2 separate regions of the Homo sapiens genome follow, and region 1 is linked to region 2. A link is a loop called in an ENCODE intact Hi-C map of the cell type or tissue named here. Cell type or tissue: B cell. All regions are shown on one strand. Links, peaks and the distances in the headings refer to the core of each region. The heading gives the core; the rest is flanking DNA. Region 1 has its middle 27 kb from the start of FCRL3. Region 2 overlaps LOC105371457 (a long non-coding RNA gene).

Region 1 (8,348 bases), core at 349-8,348, 74 kb after region 2:
GGAAATAGATCATAAACATGCATCTAAAAAAGTGTCCCTCAGATATATTTGTACATGACTTCAAGAAATGAGCCTCTCATTAGGATAGGAAACCAAAGTTCAATTCTCAAGAAGTCACAAGTTCATTTACTCAATATGATTTTACAAAGTGCCTGCATGTTATCAGTTTCCACGTGCAGCTGTTTCTAAATGAAAAAAAAAAAGAAAAAAAAAACCAGATATCTCTAGAGGGACCACCAATTCCTCCCAAATTTCTAACTGAAAGGACCTTTTGGGAATCAGGTTCCTTCTATACCTCTGAAAAGGTGACATCTTAAAGATCAAATATCTTTAACCTAGAGATTTATCATGATACCTAGCAATACTTGAATCTTAGACATACAACATAAGAGGGTACATTAAATTTTGAAGGTAGCTATGCTGCACAATACTTTAAAATTAAATAATTATACAGTATTGATTTATGCTTAAAATTCCAGTCTTAGGCTGGTGTGGTGGCTCATGCCTGTAATCTCAGCAGTTTTGGAAGCCTAGGTGGCAGATCACCTGAGGTCAGGAGTTCAAGACCAGCCTGACCAACATGGTGAAACCCTATCTCTACTGAAAATACAAAAATTAGCTGGGCATGGTGGTGCATGCCTGTAATCCCAACTACTTGAGAGGCTGAGGCACAATAATCGCTTGAACCCAGGAGGTGGAGGTTGTAGTGAACCGAGATAGTGTCACTGCACTCCAGCCTGGGCAACAAAACGAGACTCCATCTCCAAAAAAAAAAAAAAAAAAATCCAGTCTTAGACCAAGCTCGTTTTAGACCAGCACTGACGTTTTTGTCATCTCTCAGGACTCACAGAATTAGTTCGATAACTGCCTTGGAGTCTGAATGTATCCTAATCCTCTCATGGGAGTTGTTCACTTTAGCTGAGAAGAAGCTGTCAGGATCTATGTGCTACTTGGCTGCTGTTCCAAAGCAAGTGTTATTGTTTCCTAATGTCCATGCATGATTGACAGTGATCTCCAAAGTCTTGCTCACCTTCTGGTAAGTGGAGGTGCCAAACACTGTCATTTATATTAGTGTGATGCTGGAATTCATCAGTCTTGAAGCCAACCACAAAAAGTCATTTTAGGTCACCTGGGACTCTTTGATCTCAAAATGTATTTGGTATCCAGCCAGCCAGTCCTTGTAACTCAGCATGAGAGCACCTTGGATGAAAGTCCTGGAGATGTCAAAATCCACGTTGCAGCCCAGGTTGATGTACTCTCACTTGTACCCTGTCTTGATTTTAGCATTTTGCCCCCAGTGTTAGGTGAGGAGGCTGAATCACAGGTCAACTTTAGTCCATGTAAAAAGCTCATCTTCTCCAGTAACTCTGCACCTAATGTCTTGTCAGTGTTCCACTTCTCTGTAAATGTCAGGCCACATTTGATCCATCTGTTCTTGGTTTCCAGACTACCTGTCACTTTGATGGCCTCAGGATTGGCTGAGCCTGAGCTTGTAACATCCAGTCTATTCCCATATTTTGTTTTCAAATGAAGCTTTATTAATCCTAATCTATACCGCTTGGTGAAGACATCCCTGGTACATTTGTCAAGATCAGTGTACATGGGAGGGACAGCCATATTCTGCTCAGTGGCAGCCACAGGAGGCTCAACAGGGTAAGGGGGTGGATTTTCCTATGCTGCTTTGAAGGTCATTCTATTCTTGTTTCTGGTGGTAATTACTCACTTACTAAGATGAATAACAACATTCATTTACATGTCTTCAAAACAACTTCCTCCCCACTCTTCTATCACATTATCATTCTTGAGTTTAAATAATAGAATTTTATTTTACTTCTTCTTTCCATGTGTGTTTCTCATGGTTTAAAGAACAAAATTTTATTATTTTATTTATTCAAACTCATTTTCCCTATCTTGTGGCCTATTTCTGCATTTATTTTTCATCTTGCTGTAGCACTTCCTCTAAAAGTGTTTTTAGTGGTTTGCATGTGTGTGTGTGTGTGTGTGTGTGCATGTTCGTGTGTGTCTTAAGATTTTGAGGGCTGTAATACCAAAGAAAAAATCTTCATTCACCCTCGCAATTAAATAAAAGTCTAGATGGATATAAAATAACAAGTTTGCCTTTTTTCTTTGAACACTTTGAAAACATTTTCCATTGACTTCTTACATTTAATGTTATTGTTAAGAAGTCTTAGGCTATTCTCATTCCTGTGACTTATAGATAATGCTTTATGTTCTTTAGTATTTCAAAATTTTTCCTTGTTCATTGATATTCCCAAATTTTACTTTAATATTTAGGTTTTTAAAATCAATTCAGTTAGCAAATTATGATACTTTTCATTGTGAAATCTTTAGTCTTTCTCTGATTTTGTAAAATTTGGGGTTATTATTTTTTCCATAAGTTTTCTTCTCTTATTTGTACCTGTATGCAGTACATGAATCATACAGATACTGACACTTCCTATGCCATCATTCATATTTCTTAACTTGTATACTCTCCTTCTCTGTACCTCTTCTTGGTATTTTTAGGAGAGTTTTTCCTGGCCTTCCAGCTCACTATGTTTTTTTCTTTAGTATTATTCTGTATGCTAATCAATTCATCTGTCAGGTACTTATTTTGACAATTATAATTTTCATATTTATTATCTCTTGTTGGCTGTTATTTAACTTGTCATGAATTGGTGTGTTGAGAGAGTGTTGAGGATTAGTCTCGGGCAGAAAACCTCTAGAGCTCTAGCTGGACACAGTCATTCCCTAGTTGCCCACCCCACTGTGTATGGTGGTGAGACAGGAATTCTTGGGAGCAGTACATTTGTGCCTATTGCTATCTGCTTCCCACAGTGGCTGGGTTCTAATACCATCCTAGTAATTACTCCACTACCACTGGTTGGTAGAATAATTGCCCTGCTGGAATAGGAAATGAGCAGCTTGGAAAGATCTGGGGGAGAGAAAAGATCTCATTCAGAAAGCATTCTCTTACCTCTAATTTGCCTCTTCCTCTCTAAGCAGCTTCTGCTTCCCTGTGTTTGTTTCCTCATGTATTTATGACAATTTTACAGGTTTTTTGATAGGCAAAAGTTTGTCTCTTGTTTATTTGGTATTTCCAAGGTACAGTTTAATAGTAAGAGCCTGAAGCCATCTTGTCAACAAATGTAAGTTTGTTAATGCAAAAAAAGTGCAAGTAAAACAAAATAAATCTGTGGGCTGAAACAGGATTAGATGGCTTTTTTACTTTCATTTTTATTTTATTTTATTTTATTTCATTTTTTGAGATGGAGTCTCGCTCTGTCGCTGCAAGCTCTGCCTCCCCGGGTTTATGCCATTCTCCTGCCTCAGCCTCCAGAGTAGCTGGGACTACAGGCACCCCCCACCACACCTGGCTAATTTTTTTGTATTTTTAGTAGAGACGGGGTTTCACCGTGTTAGCCAAGATGGTCTTGATCTCCTGACCTCGTGATCTGCCTGCCGCGGCCTCCCAAAGTGCTGGGATTACAGGCTTGAGCCACCGCGCCCGGCCGATTAGAGGGCTTTAAAAGACCAGACAGTGTCTGCCCAACCAGAAAAACTGTGTATTTTCAGAGCAGGTGTATGTGAAAGCAGAACAATCAGGGCCTGAGGAAACCACCGAGCATTTGCATATCTGAGGGTTCTCAACCTCACATGTCTGAGACAGCATCTATATGCCTCCTGAGCTGGTCAGAAGGACAGTGTTACTGAAAATCTATGAGAAAGGACCAGCAGGGAAACATAGCAAATTGTCCACTGAATGAAGCTGCAAGCGAGAGAAGAATGAAAAGTGAGCACAGAGCAGTACATCATCTTTTTTCACTCTGTAATTCTGAGGGTTTTTTGGCACCCGTCCATACCCTACTTCCCTGCTTTTTTTCAAATTCCTTCTCCCATATTTAATATATCCCCAAAAGCCACACCTTTCCCAACAACACTATAACCCATGCTTTATTTTATGCTCACAAGGAACTTTCCAACATATGCCTTGCCCATTACCAAGAGCTCTTCATTTTTCACATGTTCAGCATCTCCAGTATTTATTACTTTCACTGCAGCTTCCACATCTTCAGGGCACTAGTATAATTTAAGACATAGAGTCTCAGGTTACAAAGTCAATGGCATAAATTCGTAGCACTGCTGTACACCAACAACAACCAAGCTGAGAATCAAATAAAAAATGGAATCCCTTTTATAATAGCTGTAAAAACAAACAAACAACAACAATAACAACAAACCCTAGTAATATACTTAACCAAGGAGGTGGAAGATTTCTGCAAGGAGAACTACAAAATACTACTGAAAGAAATCATAGATGGCACATATAGATGGAAACACATCCCATGCTCATGGATTGGAAGAATGGTTATTTTCACAATTTTGTGATTGCCCAAAGTCACCTACAGATTTCATGCAAATTATATCAAAATACCATCACCATTTTTCACAGACTTAAAAAAAATCTTAAAATTCATATGGAACAACAACAAAAAAAGCCCAAATAGCCGAAGCAATCCTAAGCAAAAAGAACAAACCTGGAGGTATTACAAGACTTGAATTTATACTACAAGGCTATAGTTACTAAAACAGCATGGGCACTGGTATAAAAGTAGGCATATCGTAACCAATGGAACAGAACAGAAAATCCAGAAATAAAGCCAAATGCTTACAACGAACTGATGTTCAACAAAACATACAAAAACATAAATTGGAGAGAGGACACCCTATTTAATAAATGGTGCTGGGAAAACTGGCTAGCCACGTGTAGAAGAATAAAACTGGATCCCTATCTCTCATCTCATACAAAAATCAACTTAGGATGAGTCAAAGACTTAATCTAAGACCTGAAACCATAAAAATTCTAGAAGATGACCTTGGAAAAACTCTTCTGGACATTGACCTAGGCAAAGAATTTATAACTAAGACCTCAAAAGCAAATGCAACAAAAACAAGGATAAATAAATGGGACCTAATTAAACTAAAAAAGCTTCTGCACAGCAAAAGCAATAATCATCAGAGCAAACAGACAACCCACAGACTGGGAGAAAATATTTGCAAACTATCCGTCTGACAAAGGACTAATATTTAGAACTACAAGGAACTCAGACAAATCAGCAAGAAAAAAAACTCATGAAAAAGTGAGCAAATGACATGTATAGACATTTCTCAAAAGAAGATATGCAAAAGGCCAACAAATATATGAAACAATGATCAACATCACTAATCATCAGGAAAATGCAAATTAAAACCACAATGAGATGCCACTTTACTTTTGCAAGAATGGCCATTATTAAAAAGTCAAAAAATAATAGATGTTGGCATGGATGTGGTGAAACGGGAACACTTACACACTGCTGGTGAGAATGTAAATTAGTACAACCTCTATGGAAAACAGTATGGAGATTTCTTAAAGAACTAAAAGTCCTATGTCAGGAAACAACAGGTGCTGGAGAGATGTGGAGAAATAGGAACAATTTTACACTGTTGGTGGGACTGTAAACTAGTTCAACCATTGTGGAAGTCGGTGTGGCGACTCCTCAGGGATCTAGAACTAGAAATACCATTTGACCCAGAAATCCCATTACTGGGTATACACCCAAAGGATTATAAATCATGCTGCTATAAAGACACATGCACAAGTATATTTATTGCGGCATTATTCACTATAGCAAAGACTTGGAACCAACCCAAATGTCCAACAATGATAGACTGGATTAAGAAAATGTGGCACATATACACCATGGAATACTATGCAGCCATAAAAAATGATGAGTTCATGTCCTTTGTAGGGACATGGATGAAGCTGGAAACCATCATTCTCAGAAAACTATCCCAAGGACAAAAAACCAAACGCCGCATGTTCTCACTCTAGGTGGGAATTGAACAATGAGAACACATGGACACAGGCAAGGGGAACATCACACTCTGGGGACTATTGTGGGGTGGTGGGCGGGGGAGGGATAGCATTAGGAGATATACCTAATGCTAAATGACGAGTTAATGGGTGCAGCACACCAACATGGTACATGTACACATATGTAACAAACCTGCACATTGTGCACATGTACCCTAAAACTTAAAGTATAATAATAAAAAAAAAGAACTAAAAGTAGATCTACCTTTAATTTCAGCATTCCCACTACTGGGTATCTACCCAAAGGAAAATAAGTCATTGTGTGAAAAAGACATATACACATGTATGTTTATAGCAGCACAAGTCACAATTGCAAAGAGATGGACCAATCTAAGTGCCCATCAACTAATGAGTGGGTAAAGAAAATGTGGTATACATGTATACCATGGAATAGTACTCAGCCATAAAAATGAATGAAATAATGTCTTTTGCAGCACTTGGGTGAAGCTGGAGCCACTATTCTAAGTGAAGTAACTCAGGAATGGAAAATCAAATACTGTATGTTCTCACTTAACAGTGGGAGCTAATCTATGAGTACACAAAGGCTTACAGAGTGGTATCGGGCATTGGAGACTCAGAAGAAGGAGGGTAGGAGGGGTATAAGGAACAAACCCCTACATATTGGGTACAATGTACACTAGTTGGGTGATGGGTGCACTGAAATCTCAGAATACACCACTGTATAATTCATCTATGTAACCAAAAACCACTTATACCTCTAAACTATTGAAATAATAAAATATTAAGATATTTTAAAAAAAGACACAGAGCTAGGGAGAGAACATACAGAAGAAGAGTGGTCTCTCCCGTGTTCTGTAGGTTGTATAGGTCCTCCTTTCTTGATTTTAGGTCAACTTTTTGCTTAGGAGTCCATTTTTCACTCTAAAATTATGTACAGAATGTGTCTACTAAGTACAGAGAAAGGAATTGTGTTTCTTAGCAAAGTTTTTATCTTCCCTTGTGTACAAATAAACAGTGATGCCAAATGGTCTATTGTTTAATACAAATTTTAATCTGTTATCTAAAGTGTGTTGTTTCATTTTGGAAGGAATGGATTACTGGAGTGTGGTATTAAAAAAAAGCCAATTACATCACGTATAAAGTTTCCTATAAGATCAGAACAGAAATTTATTAAAAAGAAAGATTTCTGTTTTTCCTAGCAGAATTTGAAATGCATTGCTTCTACATTTTCTTGGAAATCTAAATCATCTCATTTTCTTTATTCTCAAATATCTCTGGAGACTGCATTGGAAGTGAGACCCAGCGTTTCTGCTAGACAATGGCCACAGACTTGGGCTCTGAGAAAACCTCAAAGATATCCAGATCCCAGGACCTCCATTCTCTTCCTGTTCCACATCTCATTCCAAGTGGTCCAGCTCATAAAATGCCAGCAGCAATGACCACAGTACCATGAGGCCTCCTCATTCAGCTATTTGAAAGGAGATTGTCTTAGTGACTGACTTGAAGGGGTCTATCAAACAGTAACCAAAAGCAAGGATCACAAACAGGCCTTCAGAATATTTTACCTAGATAGAAAGCAAGGAAGTAAGACTCCTCCAATGTTTGATCTCTACTTCCTCATATAGTATACAGAGCTCTTTTCTATAAGATTGTTTTGATTATATATCTCAACAGTAATGTATCATAAGCTGATAGACCCTCCACACAACCACTGGGATATCTCAGGGGAAATATTGCCAAGTTATTGTCTGACTGCATAGAGTAACAGCCTTTCATTTCTCTAAACTAGTAATGCTACTCAAAATGTTGACTTAAACACAAAGATGTTCATTGTAACACTGTTTATCATAATGAGTAATTGTCAATACTATAAAGGCCCTCAAATAAATCATTTACAAAATAAGTTTGTACGTTTTCAAACATACCAGGCAATACACAAATATCTTAGAATAATACTTAATGGCATGGAAACAAAACAAAATTATTAAAAGAAAAAATGAGATTACTGTTATCATTATTTTTAAATTGTATATTTATGTATACGTGAGCACATGCATAGAAAATATTCTGGCTGATGGATATTGAGATATTAGCAATTATCTCAGAGTTAATGGAATAAAAGTGATTTTTAATTATCTTTTTTTATTTCTCATGTTTCTAATTTTTCTATAATGGATACCCAAACACACACACAAACACGCACCATAGGTTCTTGTGGCCCTTCTCAGTTCTAAGGGGTTCAGGTTCAGGGTCCAGATTCTCAGATTTCAGCACAGGCAAGTCATATGTATGGATGTTAAGCATGTGGAGGAAAGTTAAATGGTTAAGTGACATCTCATCATCAGATAGTTTCCATCTGAGACCAGAGAGGTCACTGGCAACTTAACCATCAGTCCAGACCTTGAATTTCTGAAAGCCTGCAGTTCCCACCAGATTTAGCCAAGCCAGAAATATGTAAAGTAATTCTTAA
Region 2 (8,349 bases), core at 323-8,322:
GGAAAACCCAAAGGAAGTTTATCTTGGAGAATGACCATACAATTCAGGTCTGAGTACAGATGCTCTCCACAGTGGCACCCATGAGCATTGCCTAGAAGATTTCGAAAAAGGGAAGCCAAGGATACTGCTATTTGCTAATTGCCTTTCTTCTGCCATGGGTCCTAAGGAAATGAAGTTGTTTTCTTGTTTTTAAGTCTTCTTAAATACAGGGTGACATTATGGCTGAAGTAGACAAGAAGCTATCCAGGAACTTTAAGACCTGCTATCCTGTTAGAAAGTTTCAAGTCTCCTTAGCTTCTGTGTCTGGGGGACTTCATTCACTCATTTAACAATTATCTACTGAGTATTCACTGTGTTTCACTGGTTGCACAGTATTGACAAAAGTGACATGATCCTTATCTTTATGTAATTTCTAGTCTAATAAGGGTAGAAAGACTTTATAGAGAATAACATGTCCTCTATTTCCTATTAGAATCTAAAAACTTGATATCTTTCGAGAGTACTTCTTATCTGCCATTTTCTATATACCATTTGGTTCCTTATAGATTCTATTTTGCCTACACCTTGCAAAAAGTCCTATGCTCTAAAAGCTATTGGCTCTCTCCTTGGGCAAAAATCTCAACTTCTTCATCACTATTAAATGAGTTAATATGTGAAAGCCCTTCAAATAGTGCCTGGCATATATGATACATAAATAAATAAAAAAGAGACGACTATTTGTCTCAAACTTGGCATGCACTAAACTGCTCCAGTCCACTTCCAGAGTATATACTGCCCAGCTTTTCCTCACCCAGTGGGTCCTTAGTGCTCCATCGATTTTACAAGTATCCCAGGTTTCTTCTATGACAGTTCCATGGCTGAGTGTGTGGCCAGTGCTCTGAAGCTTGTGGGTGACAATGATACCATAACAGTGTCCAGGAAGCTTCTTTGGAAAGAATGTAAAATGGTCTTCCCAGTAGTGGATTCTACGGTTGAATGACCCTGGCGCTTCCTGAGATATAGACAGGCCCTGAAAACAGTGTCAGGGAGACACTGAGGAGCACTATCTGTTCAGGAGCAGATGACTACCTTCCTCCTTGACCCAAATCTTATTTTTCTTTCCTTTCCCCTCATTCTCATTCCAGGTCCATCCATCAGTGCTTTTGACTGCTGAACTCAAGACATTTATTCTCTTTTCCAAAGTAGAGATTAGTTGTCTATTAGAGAGCCCATAGAGGCTCCTAAAGAGCTATTTCTTCTAGAATTAAGGAGGGTTAAGTTCTTCAATCCCAAAGACCTGTTTATCTTCTTGTAGGTGGAGGTCACTGTTCCCCGAGCCATTCTCCACACTCCTTCCCAGACTACAAGTTCACACAAACATATGGAATCAGTACGGAGTGAGGACACTTTCTGTCACATTTTTGTTAAAAACCATAAAGTGGTCTAAGACTTTACTGGAACATATTGTTACATGTAAAATGATTCAGCACATAACAACTGTTTGCACAGGTAGAACTGACTTCTTGAATTTGATATCTACTTTTTATGAAGAGATATAGATACAATTACTTCTACCTCAGACATTATTTCTATTCTTTTACTCCTCTGATTGCAGTATGTTGCAGTTGGGAGGTGGAGAAGGGAAGGTTTTGGAAATCTAAAAAGGCCTTCTCTATGCAGTCTTGCTTAAATTTCAAGTATGGTAGTAATAATAAACATAATTGTCATCATCATCATAGCTCATACTTATTAAGCACTTACTTAATGTCATGTGTTGGGCTAAGGAATTCATTTTCTTCTCAGGAAACCCCTATAAGTTAGATTATGCTGTTATTCACATGTCAGAATGTCTTCAGAGTTAAAACAAATTGCTGCATCTTGCACCTTCTTATTACTAAAGAAGAGGCACAATACCTGGTGGATATCTTTGGAATTTGTATGCAATATATCCTCATTTACGTGCACAACTCTTACCCATTTGCTGAGGAGCCCATAACACTATTAATTCTGAGTGAGGCTCAGGGCAAGAGAAGGCTCTGCAATAATTCCAGATTGCCTTGAAAGCTGCTTGACCACTTGAGACTTGTGGTGTGGTAGATCCGATGTAGCCTGAAATGACTATAGAAAATATGGATGTTGTATAGTGCTTCTAAGGGTCAGAAAAGGAAAATTAGAGCACAGACTTCTAGAATTTTAGATAAAAGTTATACTCTCTTCTGGAGATAATGTTCTTTTAGGATACAGCATCAAGTTTGCCTAGACCTTACTAAAAACTTAATACTTAACATGGGACATCAAGTGACCACGCAATCTGCAATTCGAACTGCTCATCATGAGTGGGGTTTTATGTAGCCACAAGATTGTACATGCACAGCAGCAATACATCTATATATATATGATGTATATATGACTGGGTTTAACAAGGCATAAGTAAGTTGTATGAGCAGGTGGCTCAGACTGCTAAGGTACCAACTTTTACTGCATTCCCTCCTCTCCTGCAGTTCACATCTATAGCCTCATGTGGAACTCCTTTTAACTAGATAACTACAGAAGGAAAACCAGGGCTTGCTTCACAGATGATTTAGTAAAATATGTTAGCAAAACTGGAAGTGGACTGTTGTATTACTGCAACCACAATTAGTATTGTTCTTGAAAGAAAGTGATGAAGGAAATCCTTCAAAGGGGGCAGAACTTAAAGTAGTAGCAGTAGTAATGGTCATCTACTCAGTCTGGCTTGAAACTACATTAATCCTGATTGATTCAGCCTTATAGTTGAGGTTCACTGAGCTCCCCTCCTTGGGCTAGGAAGTCTGGCTTTTTGGCTAAGGAGATAGAAACAGCCCTGGGAAAGAGAGACAGTTACAACTTTCAGAGCAGAGGTACTCAGAGGACTGGGTCAGAAACAGGCTGAAAGTTCTCCGCTCCAGCAAACAGGACATGTAGCAGAACACTCATTGCCTTCCCTCTACTGAGGGTGTGATAAACCTTAAATACTAGAGGAGAAGACCCATGCTCTACAAGTCAGCAATTAGGTAAATTAGACAATTTCAGAAAGTGGCAAATTATTTAAAAGAAACAAAATAGAAGTCAACATACGTGGGCAGAAAATATGAAACAACCAATGAAATAACTAGTATTTGAGTGGCTAGCAAATTTCAGACCTAGATCCAATCTCTTTACTTGTTTAATTCATTCAATCCTCACAAAAATCTTAAAAGATGGATATCATTGTTCCCATTTTACAGATGAGGAAACTGACGCATAGGGAGGTTGAGCAGTTTGTCCAAGGACACAGAGGGCAGGTAGAGGAGTCTGTCTGATTGCAGGGTCGAGGTAGTTCCAAGGATCCCAACAACCTCCCACTTTCTGATTCCAGCTTGTTTATGACCTTCCTGCTTAGAATTCTGACAGCTATCCATTTTCCTTTACCATAAATTACCGTTTTTACTTAAGGTTGCATAAGTGGGTCCATGTTCCCTGCTACCAAAAGAGTCCTATCAGTATTTATAAATAAAAGAGTAATTTCCACTTTCAGTAGACTTAAACCTGCATGGAGAGGAAGGCTCTTCTCTTTTCCTTATTAGCATTGGACGCCTTTCTTTCCAACAGGTCCTGAGGGACAAAAGGAGATTGTATGAAGAAATATTTGAAGGATCCGGTGGACCTGAAGCTGAAACTAAATGGCAGGGTTGGATATTGAAAGCAGATAATGATTATAATGGTATTACTTTATTCTAGGCATGGAACACGGATTTATCTGTAAAATTCCTTTTGTGCATATTTGTTTTCAGGGTCCATCTCAATGGAGTTATATCAACTACTGCACCCTGAGAAGATTTATAACATGGAATTTGGTCCATCAACAACCACTTACAAAATCTGCCTTTCCCTTTGAAGATCTCTTCTGTCTCCCTCATTGGCATTTCTCAGCAGATACGTTTATTTTGTAAGGCAGGACCTGCTCGCATAAAATGGAAAGCAGGTGACCGGAGTGGAGATGAGTGTAACCACTGCGCTTCCTTGGCCTGAGATGATAGAAGACCAAACTCTGGCAGCTGTTAGAGAGAAAGGGCTTAGATAGATATTGATGAGTCTCCTGTGCACTGGTCAGAGAGTCAGTCTTGCCCGGTGGTCATGAAGAAGGTACAGAAGTCACAGATTATTTTTTCTTCCTCATGGAGCTGCCAAAAAGGAGACACCAGAGATTAGCATAGAACTGTTAATTTTTCAATCTTTTCAGTTTGTAACCTTTGGAGAACTTTCTCAAGAACCCACTAACCACTACTTCCTCTTTTTGTGACTACTTCTCTCTGTTCTTTTTTGACTCCACATGGTGTATGTAAAGCAGCCCTATCCTAGCAGAAGGGCTGAAGAAACAGTAGCTGCTAAAGAATAATCACAGTAATTGCCCATGGACAGGAAAGAGGGTAAAGGTCCATTTTAAGAGTAGTTTGTGTAGATAGGTTCACTCAACGAATCCAAGGAAGGGAGAGATAAGAATTTATAATTGTCAGGAAGAGAAGAATTTGTAAATATGATTTTACCACAAAAAGCAGAGTAAACAGAGGAAACTGAAGCATCAAGGGAACCTGTAAGAGGCTCCTACATTGTCAGTTATATTCTTATTTATTTATTTATTTATTTATTTATTTATTTATTTATTTTTTAGTAGAGTTGGGGTTTTGCCATGTTGCCCAGGCTGCTCTTGAAATTCTGGGCTCAAGCAATCTACTGGCCTCAGCTTCCCAAAGTGCTGGGTTTATAGGCGTGAGCCACCATGCCCGGCCTTTTGTCAGTTATATTTTTGACACACATGTCTCTTCATTCATCAGCAAGGCACTGTTTTTGTCTTGGATATTAAGAGTTTTCTCCTGTAAGTGTGTAGCACAGAAAATAATTAATACTTTAATCTATATGCCACCATATTCACTTTTGCAAAAAATGAAGCTGCTCTATAGACTGGGTGGCCCAAGGGTTATAGTTCTCTTGAACGGTAACCCTCAGTCCATGATTCTGAAATGGTCTTTTTCTGTTAGCAATTCCTATTTCTAATTCTTTCTCTCCTGGACCTAATTTTATGAGGTTTTGACCATCAAAACACCACACTTTAGAGAACACAATTGGAGAAGTGACTTGTCTCCACATTACCTGTGATAATTTCTTCTCTTAATCTCAAACTCAGATGAAGTCTTGGTTCCATATTTAGAGAAGTTTCAGTAGAAGTCCTCATGTCTTAACCTATGGCTAAGCAAGATATCTTGGTAAATTAGCACATGTTCATAATCTATTAAATAACCTTGGTAGGTTAAAGATACCATAAACAAAAGTAAAAGGCAAAAGACATACCATAGATATCTATATCACACATAATTAATTAAAGATTACTATCCTTAGTTCATTAAAAAACTCACATAATTTGTTAGGAAAAGAGTATCTTAACTTGTTGAAAATGTGAAAAATTTTTATCCTAAATGGACTATTGATTAAAAAAAGAACACTCCCTGAAACACATAAGATTATATTCTACTTCACTAATAGTCAAGTAAATTAAAATTTAAACAATAAAATGTAATTTCTGTTATCATTTTTGCAAAAACAATAAAGAAAGTACAGCACCCAGTGTTGGAACTCATAAATGATTTCCTGCTGGTGCCATACAATGTAAAAACTTTCTGGATTATGAGATGCAAAGTTCCGTATACTACTTTTCACAATAAAAGTTTATTCTGAGGAAGAGAGGAAAAGATTTCATCTCAAAGTTTTTACAAAAGCAAAAAAACAAAAATATACAGAAGAATGGTAAATTAGGGTACGTATATAGATGCAGTATTATAAAGCTATTAAACTCGCGTCTTAGAAGAATATTTTTAAAGCATGAAAAGTGTTCAAATATGTAAAATAAGCATTTAATACAATTGCAGTCCAAGTACGTAAAATGCATATACACACATATGTAGATACATCCTGAATAATGCAGACCTTACTGACCAATGAGTATAAATATGTCCATTCATAGTTAAGCTAGAATTTCACTTCTGGAATAATATTGTAAATTCCCTTCAGACAAGCCATCTAACTGGTAACAATCAGACAAGCCATCCAACTGGTAACAATTATATGTTACATAAAATACAGAAAATGACTACCTGAGAATTCTGAAGAGTAAAAGAGCAGCCAGGGTGTAGTGGGGAAATGAAATTTGGAGAAGTGACTGGCATAGCAGTTAGTTTTCCATTTTTATTGTAGATTTGATTTGTGGATTTGTTTTTTGTAGCAGAGAAGGCATATTGTAGGTTGGTAAGATTTTTGGTAGCTCATTGTCTTTCTGGCCAGAGGATCTAAAAAGGGAGTCTGATTAACCGCAGTTACTAGAAGGTGGAGGGAGAATTCCATAGAGGAGAGAGCCAGAGAAGGAAGTCCCTTAATTTTCTGTGTGGTTAAATACACAAGTTCAGGCTGACACCTGAGCCATATAAGCACAGGACTGTCTAAAAGCAGTACACCAAAGAACTAAATAATTGAATTAAGATTTAAACCACCACCTATGGAAGGAAAGGCAGAGCTTACACATTGAGTCTAACTGGGTTAAATGCCTGCTAAGACAAAAAACAAAAACAAAAACAAAAACAGCATGCTGGATGTCACAGAACACAGAATCTATACAACATAACATTAAAATGTCCAAGATAAAATGAAAAGTACTCAACATACAAAGAAGCAGGAAAATGAATTCAATTTTTCAGAATAAAGACAATCAATAGATGCTAGCTTCAGATGCATCTGATGTTGGAATTATTTGATGAGAATTTTTTTAGTAGGCACAATAACTATACTCAATGAGATTTTAAAAAATATATAAAATGAATAAAAAGGCAGGAAATCTCAGCTGAGATATATAAATAGAGAACCAAATAGAAATTTTTGAAATAAGTCTGTAACATATTTTAAAAATTTACCAAATGGACTTACAGTAGAATGAATAGGACAAAGGAAAGAATCAATAAAATTAAAACTATATCAATTAAATTATTCATCTAAAATATAGAAAGAAAGTTTGAAAAAATAAACAGAAACTAGGGACATGTGGGACAATATCAAGTCTATCAAAAACTGTAACATACATATATTTGGAATCCCAGCAGAAAAGGAGAGAAATTGGACATAAAATAATATTTAAAGAAATTGCAGCTGAAATCTCCTCAGATTTGGTGAAAAACATACATTTACAGGTTTGAGAAGTTCAATGAACCCTACACAGGATAAATTCAAAGAAAACCATACCAAAAACATAACCAGACTACTAAATATCCAAGATAAAGACCAAATCTTGATTGTAGACAGAGAAAAAACAAATTTTTAAAGAAAGGGACAACAATTATCAAACTTGGTTTTTATATTGAGCAAAAATATCCTTCAAAAATGCATGCAAATTTTTTTTTTTCAAAAAATAAGTAAAGCAAAATGTAGAGACTAACTGTCAGAAAACACTACAAGAGATTCTAAAGAAGTCCCTGTCGGAGACCAGCCTGGGCAACACAGTGAAACCGCGTCTCTACTAAAAATAAAAAATTTGCTGGGCATGGTGGCTCGCGCCTGTAATCCCAGCTACTCGGGATGCTGAGGCAGGAGAATTGCTTGAATCCGGGAGGTGGAGGTTGCAGCGAGCCAAGATCGCACCACTGCACTCCAGCCTGGGCGACAAGAGCAAAACTCTGTCTAAAAAAAAAAAAAGAAGAAGTCCTTAGGCTAAAGGGAAATGAAATTAGAAATAATGGGGATCATTAGAAAAAATTAACGACATTGTAAGTGGTAAATATCTAGGGAAAAATAGAAAAGACTGCATTTTTCTGTTTAAGTTATCTAAAATATAAGTACTTAACAAATTATAACAATTTTTCGTGGGATTTTTAAAACATACATTGATATAATGCCTATACATCCATCCTATAAATGATTGGACACTTATGGGATATAAATGAAAGGATAGGACAACCATCTTATAAATGATTGAAGGGGTGGACATATATATACCTATCAATTTCAAGATTCTACATTTTCAGTGGAGAGGCAGAGTATCAATTTTAAGTAGGCCATGAAAGATTAAGAATGTATATTGTAACCTCTAGATCAACCTTTGAAAACAATACAAGGATGTATTACTAAAAAGAAAACAGATACATTAAGATGGAATACTAAAATTTCAAATGATTCGAAAGAGAAAAAGGAGAAAAAATGAACAAAAAATGGTGGAGCAAATGGAAAATAAAAATTTTTTAAATTCAACCATATTAATAATTACCTTAACTATGAATAGTATAAGAATTTTAACTGAAGGAAAAGATTATCTAAATAGATTTTAAAAAGTAAGGC

What was found. A loop is a pair of places that touch in the nucleus more often than their neighbours do. Peaks named below come from ENCODE experiments on the same cell type or tissue, not always from the same donor. Only the 100,000 strongest peaks of a DNase experiment are listed, where the experiment ranks them.
Region 1: a loop joins it to region 2, with 2.8 times the contacts of the local background. A loop is called at or near these places in 2 of 110 quality-filtered maps.

Annotation. Positions count from the first base shown.
Region 1 is chr1:157,723,405-157,731,752 of GRCh38, forward strand. It overlaps the pseudogene VDAC1P9. Among named protein-coding and RNA genes, the nearest start is that of FCRL3, 27 kb to the left of the region's middle. In B cell, for the core only: no CTCF peak of the experiment used is centred there; DNase peaks (open chromatin) are centred at 1,287, 1,997, 3,106 and 3,597; H3K4me3 peaks cover 2,757 bases; H3K27ac peaks cover 6,030 bases.
Region 2 is chr1:157,649,052-157,657,400 of GRCh38, forward strand. It overlaps LOC105371457 (a long non-coding RNA gene), which reads right to left. Exons shown (of 3, transcript XR_922184.3): 2 at 5,128-5,223; 3 at 3,133-4,160. Among named protein-coding and RNA genes, the nearest start is that of FCRL3-AS1, 42 kb to the right of the region's middle. In B cell, for the core only: no CTCF peak of the experiment used is centred there; a DNase peak (open chromatin) is centred at 4,260; H3K4me3 peaks cover 837 bases; H3K27ac peaks cover 528 bases.